2 separate regions of the Mus musculus genome follow, and region 2 is linked to region 1. The links are chromatin contacts, found by Hi-C or POLR2A ChIA-PET in ENCODE. All regions are on one chromosome and are shown on one strand. The core of a region is the stretch at or near the end of the contact, and the rest is flanking DNA. Distances in the headings are between cores, read along the strand shown. Region 1 holds the start of Ndufv1 (NADH:ubiquinone oxidoreductase core subunit V1). Region 2 holds the start of Ppp1ca (protein phosphatase 1 catalytic subunit alpha).

What was found. Hi-C counts contacts between places; a loop is a spot of excess contacts on that map. ChIA-PET counts read pairs that join two places held with the same protein, here RNA polymerase II (POLR2A).
Region 2: POLR2A ChIA-PET joins it to region 1 with 13 read pairs in embryonic stem cell. The contact joins the promoter of Ppp1ca here to the promoter of Ndufv1 in region 1. A Hi-C loop is called at or near these places in 1 of 37 maps with a recorded cell type or tissue (v-Abl transformed pro-B cells). POLR2A ChIA-PET finds 5 or more read pairs at or near these places in 3 of 5 experiments (Patski and embryonic stem cell).

The regions. Positions count from the first base shown.
Region 1 is chr19:4,009,667-4,016,938 of GRCm38, reverse strand. It overlaps Ndufv1 (NADH:ubiquinone oxidoreductase core subunit V1), which reads left to right and starts at 4,184. Exons shown (of 10, transcript NM_133666.3): 1 at 4,184-4,388; 2 at 5,511-5,593; 3 at 5,667-5,837; 4 at 6,930-7,113. The coding sequence starts at 4,317.
Region 2 is chr19:4,189,053-4,196,324 of GRCm38, reverse strand. Ppp1ca (protein phosphatase 1 catalytic subunit alpha) reads right to left here and starts at 4,151. Exons shown (of 7, transcript NM_031868.2): 1 at 4,054-4,151; 2 at 3,449-3,580; 3 at 3,073-3,303; 4 at 2,454-2,558; 5 at 1,635-1,858; 6 at 1,419-1,553; 7 at 906-1,343. The coding sequence starts at 4,108. The coding sequence ends at 1,233. Tbc1d10c (TBC1 domain family, member 10c) reads left to right here and starts at 5,278. Exons shown (of 10, transcript NM_178650.3): 1 at 5,278-5,306; 2 at 5,490-5,661; 3 at 6,362-6,461; 4 at 6,812-6,919; 5 at 7,006-7,112; 6 at 7,267-7,272. The coding sequence starts at 5,516. It overlaps Rad9a (RAD9 checkpoint clamp component A), which reads left to right. Exons shown (of 11, transcript NM_011237.2): 10 at 1-144; 11 at 243-1,127. The coding sequence ends at 338.

The DNA of each region.
Region 1 (7,272 bases), core at 2,935-5,434:
TGTACAGATGGTTGTGAGCCTTCATGTGGTTATTGGGTTTTGATTGAATTTAGGACCTCTGCTTGCTCCAGTCAACCCTAATTGCTCCAGTTGGCCCTGTTCACTCAGTCCCTGCCCAAAGATGTGTTTATTATTATAAATAAGTACACTGTAGCTGTCTTCAGACAAACCAGAAAAGGGAATCAGATCTCATTACTAGTGGTTGTTAGCCACCATGTGGTTGCTGGGATTTGAACTCAGGACCTTCAGAAGAGCAGTCAGTGCTCTTAACCACTGAGCCATCTCTCCAGCCCCGGAACTGTGAAGAATTTCTGGCTGGTGGGAAGGGTGTGTGTGGGGTGGGGGTGGAAAACAGACCTGGGATTTATAAATGTCTGCTGGTTCCACATTTATAGAGAATGAATTAGAGGGGACCTGAAAGGTTCCAGGTGGCAGATAAAGAGCCATGGCTATGATGAAGGGCCTGTGGACGTAGGAAAAGGAGTGTCCACTGGAAGGGACAGTGGGTGTGAAGATGTGAGATGACAGGTGCCCCTCATATTGCCCAGTGTCCAGACAGAAGTCAGAGAGACAGATAACTGTTGAGAGCTTTTGGTTCCACGTCTAGGAATTTGGCATTCGTCACTGGGCTTAGGCAAGGAAGTAGGCTCAGATAATAATATTAGAAACCGTGACCATGGGCTCTGTTTACTGCTTTGCTTACCTTATGTGATCTCTTCGCTTACCACTTAATTGTTTCCTTGTGTGATCTCCTTGTTTACTACTTCACTTGATTTCTTTTTTTTCTTTTTTCTTTTTTTGGTTTTCTGAGACAGGGTTTCTCTGTGTAGCCCTGGCTGTCCTGGAACTCTGTAGACCAGGCTGGCCTCGAACTCAGAAATCCACCTGCCTCTGCCTCCCGAGTGCTGGGATTAAAGGCATTCTCCACCACCGCCCGGCTACTTGATTACTTTTTGATCTAAGAACTCACCATGTGTTTTAGATATACCTGGAATGATATAAAAGCAGGCTGGTAAGAAACAAAGCTGTTTCAGCCTCAGTGTGGGCTGGAGTCATGTGATAATGTTGTCTGTTTTTCTTTTTCAATCCTCACGCCCTTGCTTGAGACCCTGTTGACTGACTGAGCTGGCTCGGTCAGATAACGACACAGCAGGGAACAGGCTGAGAAAGAAGGGAGCACCAGGCCTTGGACCCTCCAGAGGAAACTGCTTAGGAAATGACACCAGAATGGACCTTTAAATGTTTTTTTCTTTCTAGCCTAACTTAGTTTCAAACACAAGGCAATCCTGCCTTAGTCTGCCAGGTGTTGGAGTTACAAGTGTGAGCCTGTACAACCAGCTAATTGACCTCTGTGTCTCCTTGTCCTCTCTCTGCCTTTCCGTGACACTCACCTCTTTACTGAGGTCAAAGGCCGGGAGGGCCTTGAGCATTCCAGGCAAGCTAAGGAGCATCTCCTGCTGCCTCCTTTAAAAAAAACGTTTTTTCCTTGAGAAAGGGTCTCCCTGTGTATCACTATATATGCAAGGATGGTTTTGAATTCGTAGCAATCCTCCTGCCTCCACCTCAGACTCCCTTTACTCAAGCAGCGTGGTAAGCAAGTGCACTGGCACCTGTACCCAGCTGGGGAGGCCCGAGTGGCATCAGAGCCACACTGTCTGCTTCTGAAAATGGGGTCAATCACTTCTATTTGATGTATGTGGAAGACTTAAGGGAATAACACATGGCAAGCACTTGGTGCTGAGCTTGACACTAGATGAATGTGGGTCCTGTCCTCCACTCTCCATTTCTGTCACTTCCATGACCTGCATCTTGTCCCTGGCACTTCTCCCTCTGATCTGAGTACTTAGGATGGGGGATGGGGGAAGGTCTGGGATGCCCTGGCTCCACACTGTTACCCCTCCTCCTGCCCCCCCAAATGATCCACAGACTTAGGTCTAAGCCCTGGATTAGCTATGTAATCTCTAGCTCTGCCCAGGCATCTCTTCTCTACCAAGTAGAGGGGGGCTGGGACTGCCCTGCCAGGCTGTGACACTTCAGGCAGGATGTGGATGCTCTTGGTGCCCCTTCTGGGAGCACTGATGGACCCAGTGACTGTCACAGGCTTGTCAGTAGTGCTGTGGGTCCTGCTGAGTGCCAAGCACTATGGGAAGGAAACTATGGTTTTGGGTACAGTTCTCCCAGTCAGGGAGGAAATCCTACAGACGCTCATTTTCACCCCCACGGAGTTAAGGCCATCTAGGGCTACTGTCCCAGTTTGCTGTCTATTTCAGTGATAAATACCATGACCAAAACAAGCAAACACCTTGGGGAGGAAAGGCATACATTTCCATGTCACAGTCCCTCATTGAGGGAAGTAACGGCAAGAACTCAAGGTTCCTGTGGGCAGAAATGAACCCAAGGCCATGGAGGAACACTACTTACTGGTTTGCTTGCCCATGGCTTGTTCAGGTTTTTTTTTTTTTTTTTAATACAATACAGGACCATCTGCTCAGGAATGACTTAACCCACAGTGGGCTTGGCCTTCCCACATCAATCCTTAATCAAAAAAAAAAATGCTCCCACAGACTTGCCTACCAGCAACTTAATGAAAATAATCCCTTAGTCAAAGGTCCCCCTTTTCAAATGACTAATTTATGGCAAGTTAAAAAACAAACCAACAAAAAACCCTTCTGACCAGCACACACTGTGGGCAGTATTGAGCAAACAGGTATTCATCTGTCTCTTACATACTACACTTCTAAGTCAGACATTGTAGTGACAATTTTGGAGTTTTGGTTTCTTTGAAAAAAAAACCACAGAAATATTATCAGAATGTGTTTTTGTTTTGATCCTAAGTGTGAGGATATAGAGCTGCTTCAGACTGTCCACAGCAGCTGACTATGATTTGCCTTGTGTTCTAGCAAGGACATGATTTTTCCAGCTGTAGATAGTTTCTGTGATGATGTGACATTTGGAATTCTGTGGAGTTTTTAGAGGGTATATAAATGCTAGGACACCAAGAGGTTATTAAGTAGTTGTGCACAAAGAAGAAACAAGAAGAAGAAGAGGAGAAGAAAGAAGAAAAGGAAATAATTAGATATCCTGACAGTAAAGATCAGGCTTGCCCCAAGGAACTGACGCCCATAATAAGCATGAAGTAGTCTAATGATGCTGCTGCCCTCCTTCTGACCCCTGATACCCTGGACTCAAATACTATGTAAACACAAAGAATGCTTTATTCTGCAGAAGTCCAGCATGCTGAGGTCTCCCATTACCAAGATAGACATCCAAGTGAGCTTGTAGGCTCAATTTAAAGCATATTAGGGGAATAGTAAGACTCTGTCTGACAAAGCAGAAGGAAGGAAGGAAAGAAAGAAGGAAGGAAGGAAGGAAGGAAGGAAGGAAGGAAGGAAGGAAGGAAGAAAACTCTTAAACTCTTATATCTGGGGCTGGTTTTTGAATCTAGCATTAGGAAGTCAAAGGCTCACAGCAAGTTGAAAGCCAGCCTACGCCATATAGTGATTTCCAGGCCTGCCAGAGCTAAATGAAACTTATCTTAAAAGAAAAACAAGCAAAACGTTTTTGTTCTAGAGCTGGGTTCTGAAGACAGGAGTCCGGCTGCAGTGTGTAACTAGAGCCCCAAGGGGTCCCTGATAAGGGGAGGGAGTAGCCTTTTAGCATCGGCGGGAGCCTGTGACACTCACTGACCATCCCTGGTCTCTGCATTGCTCTAAAAGGTTTACAGACACACAGCCCTGAGAAGTCCTATGCAAAGGTTCTGGGGCAGCTTTGTGGGAGGTGAGGGACCTCACCGGTTCTTTTGTTAATGAGTACTTCTCCAAGGCACACGGATGCTCAGGGGGAGCGCTTAGTTCAGCAGGGCTCGGCTAGTTCAGCGTAATTACACCAGATCAGGACGATTCCGCTGTAGTCCAACTAATTTTCTCACCAGCTTCCATTCGTGCATATATAGCTGGTGTCAACTAGACGCAAAGTCTGTAGGAAGTGGAATACTTGGGATCCAGCAGAGGGCGACACGTGAGCCTGGTTTACTAGGAAAAGGAAGAGTCTCCGAGAAAGGAGAGTCTGGGCAAGCTGGACTACATCTCCCAGAAGGCCTAGCACGAGAGTAAATTTCCGGTCTCTGTGCCCGCGCACCTTTAGTGGGCGAGGCCGAGGACAGAGCTCAAAGGAACGGAGGTCCCTGGACACGCCACTGGCTGCGGATGTGTGACGCACTTCCTGTGCGCTCCCCACCCCGTGTGTTTCTGTCGCGCCGGTCCCGCGGTTCGGAGTTGTGAAGGTGACAGCCGGAGGTGACCCGTCTGGCTCCCGCGATGCTAGCGGCACGGCATTTTCTCGGCGGGTTGGTTCCCGTGCGGGTATCTGTGCGTTTCAGCAGCGGCACGGTGAGCCCGCCCTGATTCAGGCCCACGCCTATGGCGGAGGAGTGGCGAGCGGCGAGCGGGATTGTGGTCCCCTCTGCAGAGTCCTCTCCTCTCCGAGCTACCACCCGGTCTGGATAAAAACTAACGGTCCCAACTCCAGGCTGACGATGTCCAGTCCAGCTACTCTTGTTTTAACAACCCCGTCTTGGGGTGAGGGTTTGCAGGTGTTGAGGCGTCTTAGATAATCTGTTATTTCTTCCTCGCAGCCCTACCGGGTATCAGGGTCTTCGCCCCATTTCAAAGTTCAGAAAACAGTTTTGAAAAAGATGTGTATCTCCTCAACCCCCCGACAGTATTTTGCTTCCAGTAGTGACCGGAAAACGCTTTTGTGAATTTTTTTTTTTTTATGAGATAGGGGCTCATTATATAGTTCTAGGCTGTATTCAAATTAGTGTTGGTCCTCTTGTCTCAGCCTCTCTGGGTGCTCCTGAGACCACAGGCATCCACCACTACACCTGAGGAGAAGTACTTTTAAGGAGGTAGGAGTGGATGTCAGGTCACTTTCTACCAAGTCGTGAACCATTCCAGTCCACACCTCTCCTTTATCTCAGACCCCAAATCCATTTTGTTCCCCAGCCCCAATGAGGCACTTCTCTTCCATCAGTGACCACGTACTACCTCTTCAGCAGAGTTAGGGAGATCAAGCCCCTCCTAGCCAGGTTTTGCTCTAGTGGAAGAGTCAGACAAATCTATGCTGGTCTTGGGGAAGCAATGCTGGTGCTGTCGCTGAAGTGTGACATGGCTCCGTGGGGACCATCTGCTTTTAGCTTTGTGGCCTTCCCTAAGTTCCTTTTGTTTAGAGCCCCCCCCCCCTCCTTTGGAAAATGGAGGAAATATCCTATCCCAGGAATGTTACAAGGATGAATTGGGATGAAACGTTGAGAGTGTTTAGCTCTGTAACTTCTAAACAGGAAGGACTGATATAAATGGTGGTCGGGAGCTACAATGTTTCAAAGACTTTGAAGCCTCTACCCCTGCTGTGGCCCAGCTCCTCATATGTAGGAAGGCCCAAGAAGCTGAAAATTCTGCCCCAATCCCTCATGGTCCCTGAGCTCTGGACCTCCTGACCTTCTATCTCCCCAGACAGCACCCAAGAAAACCTCATTTGGCTCACTGAAGGATGAAGACCGGATCTTTACCAACCTGTATGGGCGCCATGACTGGAGGTGAGACAGTGCCCATGGCCTGCTGGGTCCCAGAGCAGGACTTCTCCTTCACATCATTTCCTACTCTGTCCAGGCTGAAAGGTGCCCTGAGACGGGGTGACTGGTACAAGACAAAGGAGATCCTGCTGAAGGGGCCTGACTGGATCTTGGGTGAGATGAAGACATCAGGTTTACGGGGCCGTGGTGGTGCTGGCTTCCCCACTGGCCTCAAGTGGAGCTTCATGAATAAGCCCTCAGATGGCAGGTTTGTTGGGGAAATATCCTAAGCTCTGGTTGCAGGATACAGGAGGGGCTGCTGGATCACTGGGTTTTGGGGCTGATGCTGGGAAACTTAGCAGGCTGTAAGAGAGGATATATCTATCCTTAACTTAAGAGCTATCTCTTTCCTCAGCAGAGACTTAAGATGTTACAATCCATACAAGATTTTCATTTAGGCAGACCTTATTATTCAAATTCCACCTTTGCCTTTTAATACTTAGCAAGCTTTGGAGAATCTGGTCCTTTTGAATTCCTCTTTTTTTCTTCTTCTTCTTTTTCTTTTTTCTTTTGTATGTGTATGGGTGTGTGTCTGAGTATGATATGCAGAAGTTAAAAAGATAATGTTGGTTCAGTTTTTGACCTGCAACTTCAGTAGACACCTAGACACCTAGAATGCAAATTATAAAGTTAACCACTCGGTTGGCATAATGGCTCAGCAGGTAAGGGAGCCTGGCTTCAAGCCTGGTGACCAGAGGTCACTTCTAGAACCCACATGAAAGAGAGAGAGAGAGAGCTGACTCCCACAAGTTGATCCCTGAACTTCACATGTGTTATGGCACATGCTGCCACCACCAGTAAATAAATGTAATAAACAGAAATATTGTTTTCAAGATAGGACTTCTCTGTGTAGCTCTGGCTGTCCTGGAACTCACTCTGTAGACCAGGATGGCCTTGAACTCAGAGATCCACCCATCTCTGCCTCCTGGGTGCTGGGGTGAAAGGTGTGTACCACCACTACCTGCTCATTTTTTAAAAAGTCAACCACTCTACCTCCTGTTAGCCTCAAGGCTGTGGTAGAGGTTGCAGACCTCTTACGACCAAGAACTGAATTGACTCTCAAGGGAAGCCCAGGGAGAGATGTTGGATTTGTTCTCTCAGGAGAACATGGCTTATCTTGTGGACATACGTGGTCACGGATGAAATAGGCAGAGTCCTGTCATCGGTGTGACACAAAGAGAGCCTTGGGTAGGGCACAGAAGATCAACTGCCTTGAGGCTTCTCTGAGTGTAGACGGAATGAAGTTTGAGAACTGGGTCCTGGTGGGTCTGTAGCCTGACTGATGTGCAGGACCCCACAGGCCCAAGTATCTGGTGGTGAATGCTGACGAGGGAGAGCCAGGCACCTGTAAGGACCGAGAGATCATGCGTCATGACCCTCACAAGCTGGTGGAAGGCTGCCTTGTGGGAGGCCGGGCCATGGGAGCCCGGGCCGCCTATATCTACATCCGAGGGGAATTCTACAACGAGGCCTCCAATTTGCAGGTGAGAACATGAGCGCTGGCTGATGGTGCAGGCACACCTCACCTCACATGCTGTCGTCTTTCCTGGCACAACCATTCTTAGATGGTAGTACCAGTTTGGGGCCAGCAATTGGGTTGGTGGGAGGTGGGGGTGGCATTCCTGCATCCATCAACAACATGA
Region 2 (7,272 bases), core at 2,902-5,401, 180 kb before region 1:
GAAACCACTGGAGGCAATGAGGGCTCCGGGGCACAGCCTTCCACATCCCTCCCACCTGTCTCCCTGGCCTCCCATGACCTTGCCCCCACCTCAGAGGAGGAAGCTGAGCCCAGTACAGTGCCTGGGACTCCCCCACCCAAGAAGGTAAAAGCTGGATGTTGGGATAGGAACTGAGGGAGGGAGGGAAGGAAGGAAGGAAGCAGCTTCCAAGACTAACTGGGCTCTCTCTATTCTCTTTCCAGTTTCGTTCACTGTTCTTTGGCTCCATCCTGGCCCCTGTACACTCCCCGCAGGGTCCCAACCCTGTGCTGGCTGAAGACAGTGATGGTGAAGGGTGAATTTGAGAAATTAAAGTCTGTGTTCAAAGGCTCACGGACCAGAAGCAGGCCCGCCCACTGAGTTGGGCGTCAGTCCTTAGACATGGACATGGAAATGGAAAAAGGCATACCCCACTTGGCTGTCTGCTGCAGAGCTGCCTAGGAACCATGTTTGGTCTGTGTTCTGTATTTATTCAGCCTATACCAATCATGTCTCTGGTGCCCACCTGTCACCTGACAGATCCCTCATCCTTTACTTTGAGGCTCTAGAATACAAATTCTGGCCAAAGCCAGAAACTTAGCTTCCTCAGTCTCCTGCCTCTAAAACAGGAAGATCAGTATTGAACACCCTCTGCCAATCATGAACTCCCCGCCAGACCCTCCTGTGGGCCAAAGGAACTGTTTCTCTTTCCTAACACTTGGGCCTTGGCCTAGAATCCTAATAGCCTCTGGACCTGATTGTGTGTCACTGGTGTTGCCCTGGCTGGGCCCATGTTCAGCCACTCAGTCTGCCCTCCCAGGTGGCTTTGTACCAAAGAACTGCTGGCCCACTGTCTGGGACGGGACAAGAGAGACAGAGGCTATGGTGAGAATCCAGCTTTGACCTTTATTCAAGAGACCAGATGGGTTGCCCCAGGATCTGGCTGCCAGCCATGCAAGGCTGGAGACCCACAATCTGGTCTGCCATTGCCCTGAGCTGCAGCCTTGGCCCCAGGATTCCACTTGCAGCCACCACAGGTGCTGGTGGGAGGGAGCCCTGGGAGATTAGATGCTGCTATTGATTCTTTAAAAAATAAAGGAAAGACACTTAACGCTGTGTGTTCCCCGTGACGGGTGGGCCTGAGAGGCCAGTGTGACCCATGGCAGCATGATTTCTGTACAAACGATCTGGGGCAGAAGGGCAGCACATGGAGGCTATTTCTTGGCTTTGGCAGAATTGCGGGGTGGAGTGATGGGCCGGCCTCCGGGGTTCAGGCCGCTGAACTGCCCATACTTGCCCTTATTCTTATCAGCGGGCTTGAGGATCTGGAAGAGAAAACACTCATCAGGGTCCTGGGGTTGAGCCAGGCGTCTATTGGGCAGCCTCTTCCCCACACCCACCTGGAAGGAACACATGAGGGTCTCATCCACACTCATCATGGCACCAGCATTGTCAAACTCTCCACAGTAGTTGGGAGCTGAGAAGAGTGTCACCAACTGTCTCTTGGCAAAGAACTCATAGCCATCTTCTACAACCTGGGCCAGGGCAGGAACGGTTTAGTCTGTAAGTTAGGCACCCCACCCCCACCCCCAGCCCGCCCCAGGCCACCAGCCCACCTGATGTGCTCTGCAGATGAGGTCCAAATCATGCTTGTGCAGGAACTTGGCTACCACCTCAGCCCCAAAGGTAAAGGAGACACCACGGTCATTCTCGCCCCAGCCTTGAACATCCTTGTCAGGGTCAGACCACAGGAGATCACACAGTAGGCCCTGGTCAGGCACGTCTGTGGGCCGCATAATACGCCTAATCTGCTCCATGGATTGCAAGTCTGGAGACAGGCCTGGGGGTGGTGGAGTGGGAATAGTGTTCCTTAAACCAAGTGCTGTCCTGTGCCCAGCTCTGGGGTGGGACAGCTCCACTGTTCCCACCGCTAATCTGGGCTCCTTAAGTTCAGGGAGACAGAATCCATTACTTCCCCACTGGCCCCATTTCTCTGTGGCCTTGGCTGTCCTGGAACTCACTTTATATGACACCACCACTTAGAAGTACAGATAGCAGACCTCGGGGGTGGGGGGGCAGAAGGAGATTAATGAGTTGACTACAGGATGCCTCATGCCACAACAGGAAAGAGTGCAACCAAACTGGTGGGTGGAGCATGCCTTTAATCCCATCACTTGGGAGTCAGAGATAGGCAGGAGCTCTAGTGAGTTCAAGGCCAACCAGGTCTACAAAGTGAGTTCCAGGACTGTCAGGGTTTTACCCAGAAAGCCAGTCTCAAAAACAAACGGGGGTGTGGTAATCTCCCCTAATAAGCGATATCCAAGATGAGATTCAAGGAGCGCTATTCCAGGGAACTGAGAAGAGTTCTGTTAACTTTACAAGGCCCCTAAGGATGTGGCCCAAGAACCCAAGCACAGACCCACAACCACTCTCACCCCCGTGGCAGCAGAAGATCTTCTCATCCACAATGGCTGCAATGGGCAGGCAGTTGAAGCAGTCAGTGAACGTCTTCCACAGTTTGATGTTGTATCTTCTCTTGCCTGCGCAAAAGGAAGCGGCTCATAGGGAAGACTACACCCCCAACCCCCAACCCCAGTCTAGGTTTCTGTGCACCCATCCAGGGACAAAGCTGAGAAAAAAAGACCGAAAAGCAAAGAAAGCTTACATTCTTCTCTTTGCTCTACCCTCATCTACCTTCCAGAATTCCAACACCTGAACTCGTCTGGCCCAACCATGATGGTGGTACCCACTCTGGTCCCATGGATGAGGCCAAACCAGGAGTGGGTCTGTTTTATTCATACAGGCATCCTAAATGTTTACTAAGGAATGTACTAGAAGGGGGTGTCATCAGGCAGGGCTGTGGCTTTAGCAAATGGGCAGCCCTGCATGTACATCCATTCACCAGGCCCCTCCTGAGCGCCAAGGACGACAGACGTGTTGCTGGGGCCCTACAGGGCTCATCATTGGGGGTCTTTTGGCACTAGACCAATGTAGGGGGCCCATGAAGAGCAGGGAATGTAGTTCTGGGCAGACAGCAACATTCAAAGCACTTACATTCATCATAGAAGCCATAAATGCGGTTGATGCTGGCACACTCATGGTTCCCACGAAGTAGAAAGAAATTCTCCGGGTATCTGATCTTATAGGCCAGCAACAGGCAGATGGTCTCCAAAGACTGCTTGCCCCGATCTACATAATCCCCCAAGAAGAGGTAGTTGCTCTCTGGAGGGAAGCCACCATACTCAAACAGCCGTAGAAGGTCATAGTACTGGCCATGGATGTCACCTGGGAACCAGAGAAAACTAGGTAGGTGCAAGATGTAAACTTGACCCCAGGGCCAGCAATAGGTTAAAGGGTGGAGGAACACGGTTAATGGGGCACGAGTAGGGGCTATTTTCAGGAAGCAAAAGGGTTCTGTGCAAGGATTTACCACAGATCTTGAGGGGCGCCTCAAGCTCCAGAAGAATGGGCTGGCTCAGGAAAATCTCCCGGGATTTGAGGCACAGACCACGGATCTCGTTCTCTGTCAGCTGCACGTTCTTCCCAGGCCGTGAGCCCTGCACTGAGTACGGAATAGGGTCTTGGGACCCTGACCTCGCAGACCGGACGAGGGTAGGTGTCGCGCCCCCCTAACAGGGGCAACTGTTGCAAGTGAGCCCCCACCCCCTCACCCCGAAACCTTTGCGTCAGGCCTTCAAAGGCAAGATCCGACCCCTTAGCCACCCGGAGGGCCTCCAGAGAAACGCCTGTGCTCAGCAGCCTGTCAGCCGAAGCTTCCTCGCTTCGGGATCCCTTCCCAGCTAGCTTCGCAGGAGCCTCACCCTGAGTCCCGGGCACTCGTGCACCCCCGGCCTCTGAGCGCGCTCCAAAGCCCAGGCGCCCGCGGGGGGGGGGGGTGCCGTGGCCATGGATCCTCACGGCCTGTCCCCGCCCAAGCGACGCTAGCCCCCGGGAGCGGCGGGCCGCCCGCGCGCCACTTCCAGACGGCGAGGGGCCCGGGCTCGGCGCGAGCGCACCTTCCCTACCCCTGCCCACCTTCCAGCAGGCGCCCGATGATGGAGTCCAGGTTGAGCTTCTCGCTGTCGGACATGGCGGCGCCGCCGCTCCGGCCCACCAGCTCCGGGCCCTCTCCTGCCTCCCGCCCTCTTACAGCCTCCTTCCGGCCTGGCTCTCCTTCCGCCCTCCCCAGCCCGCCCCCGGCCCGCCGCCCCTCCTCTTCGGTCGACCGCCCCGCCCCGCCCTGCCGCGTCCGTAGTTCCCCGCTCTCTAGCGCCTCCCCTGGACGGGAAGCTCCGCAGCCCGAGAGGGCCTCGGGCGAGCGGGCGGGGCTGGCAGGGGTGGTGAGCCGGGGTTCGGTAGGGCGGGGTTAGGTCGGCTCCACCCTGGAGGAATCGCCCTGCCGCGTTCAGATGAGTTAGGGCCGGAAGTACTGTAGGAATTGTTTTTCTCTTTCCAAGTCTCTCCCACCCCAGCCCTGCGTGGGACTGTGGTATGAGCATGTTAATCGCTGACTTCTCAAACACTAAATAAATTCCTCGAAGTGCAGAAAAAGAAACTAAGGCTTAATGATACTGAGAGTGGGCTCCAGACCTCCGGAGCCTCACATTCACCTCCATCTTTATGGCCAGACCCATGAACACCTGCTACTGAACTCTAAGCAGTGTTTTGGTCCAGGTTGCCTTGGTGCCTGCTACGTCCATTTTTTTTCCATAAGTGATGTAATACGTTGTATCTCGTTCATGTTGTAAGTCCTTTGTAGAGTACTTGGACTTGTCTAGCATGTGCAAGGCCTGAGGTTCCAGCTCCGGCTCTGGAAGGAACATTAAAGTAGGCTTGGTGTCGTAAACCTATAATTCCAGTGCCTGAAATTCCTGCACTCAGGAGTCTGGACACAGGAGGATCAGAAGTTCAGGGTCATCTCCTGTCTGGGCTACATAAGACCCTGTTCTCACACTACCCCTTCACTCTCAAAACAAAACAAAACAAAAAACCCGGGGCAGGGGGTTGGAGGGGTGGGATGACATTAAAGGATAATTATTATTGGAACCATAAATTGGTTTTACTTGGTAAAACTGAAGGTGGCCTGTCATCTTCAATTTGGGCCAGCCAGGGAATCAATACACCCAGCATCCTCTGGATGGGAGGAGGTCGTGGCTCTGGCACTAGGGCAAGCAGGAAGAACCTCACAGAGGAAGGGGGGAGTCCCCCCACCAGGGAGGGGCCCCCAGCAAGCTGCTGAGCTGAGACTGAGGAGGAAGTGAGAAGAAGAGGTGAGGTGCAGCAAGGAGGTGAGCCGGGCTGCTGGGGTAGGGGCCAGGCTTGGGGCTGGGGCTCTGCACAGAGACTTGGTCTCAGGGTCTACCCGACTCCCCAGCAAAAGAGGGGGCTTAGTCCCCTGTGACTGAGGACTGGTGGCTGGAATCCCCAGCCTGAGTCTGGCTGTTCACACTGGCTCTCTGTATGTCTTGCAGCCTGTGACACTGGGGTCCAGGGCAGAATGGCCCAGGCCCTGGGAGAGGACTTGTTATCAGAACTACAGGATGATTCTAGCTCCCTAGGGTCTGACTCAGAGCTGAGTGGGCCCAGTCCATATCGCCAGGCTGACCGTTATGGCTTCATTGGGGGCAACTCAGGTGAACTGAGGTGAGTGAGGCATGGGTAGGGGAGAGAGTAGGGTCCAGAGACTGAGGACACTAGCCCAAAACTCAGCTGCTGGTGTCACTGCTCGGTTCCGCGTGGTGGGGTGGGGGTGGGGGTGGGGTGTGCTTTATCTCTTTATCCTCTGACGATCTGTACCTTCCCCTAAAGCTGAACATCCTTTCCCTTTTAACCTCTGGTCCAAGAACCCCAGATGGAAATTTGGATGTCTTCTCTTCTCCAGGTTTCCCTTACACAGTTAATCACAGACAGAAACTTGACACATCGCACAGCAGATCAGAAAAAGAAGCAGATTCAGACTCAGGACTTCAGGCTTCCAGTCCAGGGCACTATCCACCCAGCTTCCCCTATGAGTTAGCTCTGTCTCTGTTTTAGGGGACAGCCAAATAGACCTACCCTAAATACCTCCTCATCCCATTAGTCTTTCCAGCTTCTATCCCTTTATTCCTGTTTGTTTGTTTGTTTGTTTGTTTGTTTGTTTCAAGACAGGGTTTCTCTGTATAGCCCTGGCTGTCCTGGAACTCACTCTGTAGACCAGGCTGGCCTCGAACTCAGAAATCTGCCTGCCTCTGCCTCCCGAGTGCTGGGATTAAAGTGCTCCACCACGCCTGGCCAGTTTCTATCCCTATTGAAACCCAAATCCCCTTCCTTTACCTTTGATACTGTGTCTGTTGTGTGCCTCCAGGCTTTGTCAACCCTCTGCAGACCTCATCCGCCAGCGAGAGATGAAATGGGTGGAAATGACCTTACACTGGGAGAAGACCATGTCCCGACGATACAAGAAGGTAAGGAAAAAGAGGTGTACATACACTGGTTCCCAAAGTTCTCAATCCCCCTGCTTCTGCTTCCCAAGTGGACTCTTGACCAAAGAAAAGCTGTGCTTAGAGCTGGGCAATGGTGGCGCACACCTTTAATCCTAACACTTGGGAGGCAGAGGCAGGCGGATTTCTGAGTTAAAGGCCAGCCTGGTCTACAGAGTGAGTTCCAGGACAGCCAGGGCTATAAAGAGAAACCCTGTATCCAAAAACCAAAAAAAGAAAGGAAGGAAGGAAAAGACCGAAAGAAAGAAGCAAGCAAGCTGTGCCTGAGAGCAAGAGAGCAGAAGAAACCCTAATGCATCTGACCTCACCCACAGGTAAAGATCCAGTGCCGCAAGGGCATCCCCTCAGCCCTGCGTGCCCGGTGTTGGCCCCTCCTGTGTGGGGCCCGGATGTGTCAGAAGAACAACCCTGGCACCTACCAGGTAAGAAAGTTGGCAGGATCTTTACTACCCCTTCTCAGAGCTCCCTGCCACCTGACCCTCCATATCTCCCTTCCTCCCACCAACAGGAGCTGGCAGCAGCCCCCGGGGACCCGCAGTGGATGGAGACCATTGGCAGAGACTTGCACCGTCAGTTTCCTCTGCATGAGATGTTTGTGTCACCCCAGGGACACGGGTACGAGGCCAGGGATACCCACGCTCCTCATGCTAGATTCTTTAGTTCTACTTTTACATCCTTGGACGAGGGAGACTCTGGCCTGGGCAGAGGCCACAGAGGGCAGGCAGGGGGATGCCTGGGAGGCTAGCCTTAATGAGCTCTTTTGGCACAGGCAGCA